Regions from separate parts of the Homo sapiens genome. Here region 2 is linked to region 1. A link is a contact called in ENCODE Hi-C or POLR2A ChIA-PET data. All regions are on one chromosome and are shown on one strand. The core of a region is the stretch at or near the end of the contact, and the rest is flanking DNA. Distances in the headings are between cores, read along the strand shown.

Region 1 (4,295 bases), core at 1,255-3,754:
GTGGTAGTGAAAGATTAACAACTTCTCGGATGTAGCATATTAGGTTTTTTTGCTTTTCCTAAGGGAGGAAAAAAAGCAAATCCAAGGCATCAGGAAAGCAGTGGGAGGATGGTCCTGCCTCGCTGGGCAGAGAAGCTGTGCTGATCAGCTAAGCCAGGAGGCCCACAGGGCACTGCTGCGGGGCAGAGCACCGGAATCTGGACGCCCTGCAGAAAACTGGGAGGGGGCCGGACCCAGGTTCTAGCGGAGGTGTGCTCCTATCCAGCAGGAGTAGATCGGATAATCTGAATTCCTGACCCTCGGGACCTGCTGGAGATGGCCTCCCTCTGCAGGGACCATTTTCCCGCCTCTGTTCGTCACCTTAAAAGGTGAAAAAAAATCTTCTAACTAAGATGATGTTGTACAGAACCAGTGGTACTGATATAATTGATGGGAAAACTCCAGAAATTGAAACATTCACTTCTAAGTATGTCTACAATAAAGTTATTTTTGCAAACTGTTTCCTCTTTAAAACCACTGACAGAGAGAAGTTCTCTGAGGTAAAGGGGCAAAATGCCTGAGAGTTGGGGAGCGAGGGTGGCAGCACTACACCACAAATCTCCATATTTGCCCTACAGGTGTGTGTTCTACTAAGGGCTGGAATCGCCTTAAGGGCCGGTGATCCAGTGATGAACAACTTTTGTTGTTTGCATTAGTTACCCAGCTTGGTGGCTTTCCACAAAAATGTGCAGCACATTTGAGACAGGACTACCCTTTAAAATAAACGCGTCATACTCAACGTTCTTCTGTATTTTATTTTTCCTAATTACATCTTTTCTAGGAAGGACTTGTAAACTTTTCATAAAATCGTCAAGTGCCACTTCCAACACCAAAGCCACTGCCTGGAACCTTAGCAGGGAGGTTGCCTTCCTTCCCCCTCGCCTTCCAGGTTAAACCAGGGACTGGGCGATGTTTCAGGAGAGGAAAACATCCAAAAGGCAGGTCAAACCACACATGACAATGCAAAGCAGAAACAGTTGCAAATACAATAGAGGGTAGGTTTTTGTTTCTTTTTAGGTTTTGCTCCAGAACATCACTGACTCGAGAATAAACGTCAGTCCCTACCTTTGTGGAACGTCCAACGCAGCTGGCTGGGGGAACACGAGGCCTTGCAGGGAGCGAGCCCCGGCCCCGGTCTGACGGAACACAGGCGACGCACGTGAAGTCCAGGCCCTATCCCAGCGCAGGCGGGCCTCCAGCGACCCACAGTTGTCACATATCCGGCCAGCGCCGACTCCCGAAGGCGCACTCCCCATACTCCACTCCGAGCACCGGTCCCATCGTTAGGGAAGGTCCCCCTGGATAGCAAGGCCGGGGCCCAGGATCTGCGAGACCCACCCCACCCGCCCCGTCAGAGCCCAGGAGCAGCAACAGGTCTGCGCTCTCCCCGGGCGGCGCTCTGCAGACCCTCGACGGGCCAAGGGTGCCCCCAGCCCAGCCGTGCGCTCAGGCCGGGGAGATGGGCGGAGGACTGGGGCTCCCGACTTCCTTGACAGTTTCTGCGCGTCAGAAACTGAGCAGACACGGGGCCCGCGCCACCTCGCCCGCCGCTTGCCCCACTCCGCGAGGCTGCGCTTCCACCCGGGTCCGGGAGGGCCGGCCCGCGTCCCGGGTATGAATGGGGCTCTTCTCCCCAACAGCGGGGAAATCCCGCCACCGCCCTCCACCCCGGTCCCCGGAGCCCGCGGTGGCGCAGGTTTGCCCAGCAAGCCCCTGAATCGGCAGACAAAGGGGCACCGGAGGAAAAGCCGAGCGCTTCCCTAAACTTACCGGCCACTTCCCCCTCCCCAAAACAAAGGAGCCCCCCGCCGACCTCCGTCTCTCCCCGCAAGGCGCGCCGGCACTTCGGGGAGCGGCCACCTCGGGGTATTGTTCAGGCTCCTGGGAGCGCGCCGCACCCCAGTCCGAGCGCCGCGGGGACAGTTGGCGACCTGCACCTACAGGAGTTCCAGGGGCGGGTGGAGCGTTCGGGCGCCCCGAGCCGCCGGCCGGACCCTGGAGGGTCAGCGCGGGACCCGCCTCCCCGCAGAAGTTTGCGGACCCCGCGCCCGGCCCGCCGAGCCCTGCGCACTCACCTCGTCGCGAGCAGCGCAACTTGTGGCGGCGCCGCGCGCCCGGCCGCGCTCCGAACCTCCCTCCAGCCGGCAGCCTCCGAGTCCCGGCCGTGCGGCGGCCGAAGAGGGCCCGGCGCCCCGGAGCAGCCGCGCGCCGCCCCCGGGCCGCCCCCGCCCCGCCGCCGCCGAGTCCCGGAGAGAGCGCGGGCGCTGGAAAGTTTCGGTGGCGAATGGCGGCCTGAGGGCGCTGCGGCGGCGGCGGGGCGGGGGCGCTGGCGGCTCCTCGCTCCCAAGCGCGGAGTGGGGGCGCTGAGGCGGGCGCGGCGGCGGCGGCGGCGGCAGCGGGAGAGGGCGGGACAGCGGGAGGGACTGGCACGGACAGTGACCTCCACGGGGAGCTGCCGCGAGCGCGCGGACCCCAGCCAGGAGGACCGCCAGGGGTCCGCCCCCGCCGCCGGCCCCTCCCTCACGGCCGTGGGAGGGGACCCGGCGTACCACCCGGCCCCGCCCCTGCGCCCCGGGGGAGCCGCGTCCCGAACCAGCCCCTCCCCTACGAGGGTAGGGACTCCGGCCCTGCCCCTCCCCCGCGGCTCCTAGTGGGGACCCGCGTCCCAACCCAGCCCCTGTCCCACGGTCGGGGGACCAGCGTCCCTACCAAGCCCGCCCCGCTCCCCCACGCCTAGGGTGGGTGAGGGGAACCCGGGCCTCTCCCTAGTTGCTCTGGTCCCGGTCCCTTCCCCGTGGCCTCCGTGGGACTGAGAGGACCCCAGGGCTACCCCCATCACATCCCAAACCCAGCCTTTCCACGACTGCCTCGAGGGGACGGGAACCTCGGCCACCCCCTCAGTTTCTAGGGGGCAGGGGAACCTCGATCACTGCTAAAGTGTTACCCTCCCCCACCCCAAAAAGGAAGCCACCCGGCTGCCCCAACAGAACCCCCTGCCACCTGCCCGATGGTGAATCTCCCTCAAAATCGGCGTCTTAGAAGACACCCCAGTAGTCTTTACCCCAGCTCAAAAAGTGGGGGTTCCGGCGGAGCCTCGACCTTTGCAAAACACCTCCCAAGAAGAGCCAGAAATGCTTAGGGACAAACTCAGACACACAGGCATAGGCGCCAGGAACTCGGGTGTGGGGGCTGAGGAGGTTGGGGGGACCTGGGCACTCGGGCCTCATCACTCCCACCCCAACCCCCCAGGCATCAGCCCTCTGGCCCTTGCAAAGTGCTTTATGTTGCAATGGCTTACACGGCCTGGCCCCGGTGTACCTAAGTCCCCAGCGCTCCTTCCTCCCCTCCACGTAGGCTACTCCCAACCACTCGCAGCCTTAATTCAGTTAAACAGATCTCCACTCCCCCTCCCCAGCACCTCTGGGGTCAGCCTCGTTGAATATTTTTCAAATATTCTTGCCCCTTCCTTTACTATATAATGAGCTTCGTGCTAAGAGCCCGGTACACTCAGCAATCTAAACTATAACCTCACTTGCTCTTCCTCGAACTCTAGACCATTTGTTGTTCTGGTTGTAGGGGGAGGGGGACCTAAGGTGAGGTTTTTGTTTTTTTGTTTTTGTTTTTGTTTTTCTGAGGAGTCTCGCTCTGTCGCCCAAGCTGGAGTGCAGTGGCGCGCTGTCGGCTCATTGCAACCTCCACCACCCTGGTTCAAGCAATTCCCCTGCCTCAGCCTCCCGAGTAGCTGGGATTACAGGCGCATGCCACCACGCCCAGCTAATTTTTTTTGTATTTTTAGTAGAGACGGGGTTTCACCATATTGGCCAGACTGGTCTGAACTCCTGACCTCAGGCAATCCGCCGGCCTCGGCCTCCCAAAGTGCTGGGATTACAGGCGTGAGCCACCGTGCCCGGCCGGAGGTGAGTTTTTAAGAGGCCGGTCCTCCACCAAAACGGCGGACCTCAAAATTACCCTGCAAAATATTGCTGTAAAACGTCAATGATGCAAAACGACTGTTGCTACACCATCATTAGAGGACATCAATAAAAAAATACACACTTACACAGTCTCCATAATTGTGAATCAGCAGAATAGATTGTGTCTTATTATGTATCAGTTGCCATTCAAGGCCCCCCAGAAGGACATGGTGGGGCCTTCCCTTGAGCCTGCCCTTCGTTGCTCCTGGGCTCCCTGGGCTTGTGCAGACTGATGCTGAGGTATTACATGCAATAGAAAAACGAAGGGTGCAATAGAAAACC
Region 2 (3,882 bases), core at 173-2,672, 660 kb before region 1:
TGAAGAAATGAACTTCTGCTACCTCTTGGATTCATAAATCTATTTCCACCCCCTTAATGAACACACAGAACATAAGATGACGATGAGAAGCCCCTCAAATGGCACTTTCTGAAAGCCGCGCACACAAACGAGACAGGAAAGCAGCATTAGCCCGATGGGAACAGCAGCGGCGCTCGCCAAGAGGTCATGGTTTTCACTGCCTTCTTTATGCTGTCGGGTATTTCCCATGTTTTATACAACAAATACTGCTTTTATACTCAGGAAAAAAACATTTTAATTATCCAAATAAACCCTAGAAAAATTAGCAACCTTCAAAGCAGAGGACACAGTTGAACCCACACTCATTCTCTGAAAACACCACCTGGGAGGCCTGCGGCCCCGGGGGAGGAAGCTGGGGCTCAAGCGTGGCTGTCTCAGTGACCGCAGGCAGGAGCCTTCCAGCCGCCCTTCTGGGTTAGCACGCTGCTATTCCTGCTATGCTTATTTTTATCTTTCACATCTATTTTATTCAAGAGCCAAAAATAGCCATTGAAATGTTTCCTTTTAACATTTCATCAGCCGTTTCTACCCATTTCCTCATAGCAATAAGTTCCTTTTAACAAAACCAATACAAACATGTATATCATCTTCCCGCGCTAAATGCAACTGTGAGCCCAGGAGTCTGTTTTGTGGAGGGGCACACTCGGCTGGAACACGGAATCAAATTGGAAGCCCCAGCTGGGCACTCCACCGTCACTCAAAGCCAGCTCCCGCTTCCATCTCCGCACTTTTCTTTGGCTAAGTTCTAGAAACGGAAAGGGTTGACCTTTGTGCCTTCCTAAACTGAGTCCACTGGTGACCATCTCTCCTTTCAACCAAATTATCATCCACGCCAATGAAATACAAACATGTTCAACAGCACGCAGAACACATGGGGCTGTGGCCTTTGGTCTCACAAGGTTAAGTGGAGGCCGAGTGAATCTTCCAAAGGTCTGCCATACCACATCTGGAGAATTCGCTGCTTCTCCCCCATCAGCCAGGGCTGGAAGCTGGCCTCCATCCTACGGTGGCCGGAGGCACTGCCTCTCAGACAGATCATGACTCCAGATGCCAGCTCTCCTCTTTATCCCTGCCACATGGAAGGACCCAAACACCTGGCCCTCAACTGCAAATGGAAGCCCCCCCAACCACTGCATCAACCCCCAGCAAAGGAAACCACCACTACCATTTGCATTCCCAGCCTTGACACGCGTGGTCCCCAGACTCAGCTGTAGATGCCTGCAGGGAAACAGCACCAGGTAATGAGCCTAAGCACCTGCAACCAACCCAGCCCAAGGCGCAAGTCTGGCCACGTTTCTCTCTCATCATTGCCATAGAAGTCAATACAGAGAGGAAAGAAATGAAGGAGCTAATCCTCGAAGCCCAGGCTGAGTCACTGGACCCACAGGGTGGGTGGAAGTAGGAACTGCCAGGAGGAAGTCCTGTCGGCAACTGCCCCGGCTGAGAAAAAGCACAGACTCCACGCTCCACACCCCGGACACCTGCCCTGGGGCTTCAAGGCACAGAGGTGGACCCTCAGGAGCAGTGCCAGGGAGACAAGGGTCAAATCTTCCCCATGTTCATGTGAAAATCTCTTTACTCCCTTTTCATCATTCAAGACAGACAGACACTAAGAGCCAAGGATGTGAACAGTGCTTGGTAAAAAGGAAGAAAATACAGTCAAAACCACAGCATAGCAGAGCTGCCAGGTGGCATATGACAGCAACGAACGCCATTACATTCCAGAAACAAACACATACAGGGAATGAACAGTGAAAGCTTCTAGGAAAGTTCTTAAACAGCTTGAATATTAACAATGAGATAACAATAAGGCCAATTGCCAACTTGTGTTGAAGCACAGCTATAAGATAACCGTCGTTGGCCACACCCCAGCCATCCTGAACACATCCATCCACAGCACAAACGTATGCCTGGGGCCTGAGCAACAACGCTGAGCAAGGGGACTCCCAAGGCCACTTACAGTGAGCACTTCTGTCGAGCCGCATGAGGAGATAAAAAAAAAAAAAAGCACAAAGTGAAAACACTGCAGAATTTAAGCCAACAACATTAAACAGAATATCAATATCATAAAAACATCAATATGAGCAAAGTCAAGATTTTTACAGGTTTTGATTAGCAAATACTAATGGGTAGATGAAAATAGCTAAGTATTTCATAATCATAACACATTTGACTTTTAAAATCCAGGGAAGACAAAACTGTAACAAAAACGTAAATAGTATGAAAAATCACAGTGTATTGCCCCACTCCTCTGACCTGCCTTCTGTTTCCTCCGATTGATTGAAAACACAAGGAAAAAATCATTCAGAGGCTGGTTTGCAAGTTTGGACAACTTTGATTTTTATCTTACAAAAATTTTGTCTTACTAAGACTTGCTGGGGGCCAAACTTAGACTGCAGTGTTCCCAGCACAGCTGATACATGATGGGGCAGGGGAGGCGAGGAGCCCCCCCTGTGTCCATGCCTGAAGCTGGCTACCCAACCCGGCCCTCTGGGGACACCCAGCAGGGTCAACTATTTCAAGTTTCTAAGGATACAAATAAACGTGTCCTTAGAACAACATAATACATATGTGTCCTTGAAACAATGTAATATATGTAACATATAAAACCATCACCAGATGGCAGTATCATAAAAAGCTACCGCTAGGCGGCAGTGTCACGCAAGAATCCACCACCGATGTCATATAAGAATCTACCACCAGATGGCAGTGTCACTCAGGAATTTATTGGCGGTGTCATATAAGAATCCGCCACCAGATGGCAGTGCCATACAAGAATTCATCACCAATGTCATATACGAATCCGCCACAAGATGGCAGTGTAATACAAGAAATAATCACGAATGACATATGGCTCCACCACGAGATGGCAGTGTCTACACACGTAAGCAAATACTTCCCAGTCCAAGAAGTTTCAACCATTATAGCATCTGCCACGGAAAGCAAAGGAAAAAATAAAGAAACCAGGATGTGAAATTAAGTCAGCGCTTCTCCCTCCCACTCTGTCTCTCCTCTGACCCAAAGTGGCCCTTGGGCCTTGTGCAGATTTTATGCCTAACTAGACTGACATTCTGGAATCTCAATCCCTTAAGGAGAAGGTGGTGGGAGAGAGGAGGGAGACTAAGAAAGAAGTCCTAATTGGATATTTCTTTTCTGACTGAACGGAATAAACATGGAGCAATCAACCTGTGGTTATAAAGAGGAACAAAGCTAATGAAGGATACCTGCATATATGGACTTCAGAAACAATGTATCTGGGGATACCAAAGTGTGTTTGCAAACACAGGGGCAGACACCAAAATAGAGATGCCAAAAAGCCCTGGGGCAGTCTCAGAACATGATGGCCTCTGGTTACGCACGTAAGTGCCAACAGACTACTATTTTATAGAGTGATCAACCTATCTATTGATCTACCAATCCATCTATCTCTTGGGTAACAGAATGGTGGCAAATGGAAGGGGTCACAAAGATCACTGCATTCAAGGGTGGAAAAGGTGAGACTCAGTCCAGGTATGTGTTCAAGGTCACACAGCTAGAAGTGGACAGGGCAGGGAACAAAAGCCTGGTCTCCCAGCTGCTAGTTTGAAGCTGTTTCCACTACACCACACTGGTTCTGCTCTCTAGTTTTATTTCTACCCCTTGCCGCATAAATACTCCATAGTACGTGACTAGGGTTTCTCAGCCTCAGCCCTCTTGACATTTGGGGCTGGACCATTCTCGAGGGGGAGGGGGTGCTGCCCTGTGCATGCCAGGAGCATCTCCCATCCCCTAGTTGTGACAACCAAAAATGTTTCCAGACATTGCCAAGTGTTCCCCAGGGGCAGGACGCAAAAACACCCCTGG

What was found. A loop is a pair of places that touch in the nucleus more often than their neighbours do. ChIA-PET counts read pairs that join two places held with the same protein, here RNA polymerase II (POLR2A). Pooled maps may share reads with other maps.
Region 2: a map of OCI-LY7 shows a loop between it and region 1 (8-fold over the local background). The contact joins the enhancer-like site here to the promoter of TBL1X in region 1. A Hi-C loop is called at or near these places in 3 of 168 maps with a recorded cell type or tissue (B cell, HCT116 and OCI-LY7), 8 of 37 single-sample maps with no recorded cell type and 17 of 50 pooled maps. POLR2A ChIA-PET finds 5 or more read pairs at or near these places in 1 of 52 experiments (H1).

Annotation. Positions count from the first base shown.
Region 1 is chrX:9,463,267-9,467,561 of GRCh38, reverse strand. It overlaps TBL1X (transducin beta like 1 X-linked), which reads right to left and starts at 2,504. Exons shown (of 18, transcript NM_005647.4): 1 at 2,115-2,504. RefSeq lists silencers at 1,529-1,678, 1,979-2,118, 2,239-2,818 and enhancers at 3,049-3,248, 3,076-3,904, 4,279-4,295.
Region 2 is chrX:10,118,576-10,122,457 of GRCh38, reverse strand. All of the region lies in intron 12 of WWC3 (WWC family member 3), which reads right to left. Among named protein-coding and RNA genes, the nearest start is that of CLCN4, 36 kb to the left of the region's middle. RefSeq lists an enhancer at 2,735-3,029. Within about 2 kb of position 1,422, at least 4 of the 41 ENCODE cell types and tissues checked have a DNase peak (open chromatin) inside an H3K27ac peak, as active enhancers do; they include OCI-LY7, where a contact is called at or near this core.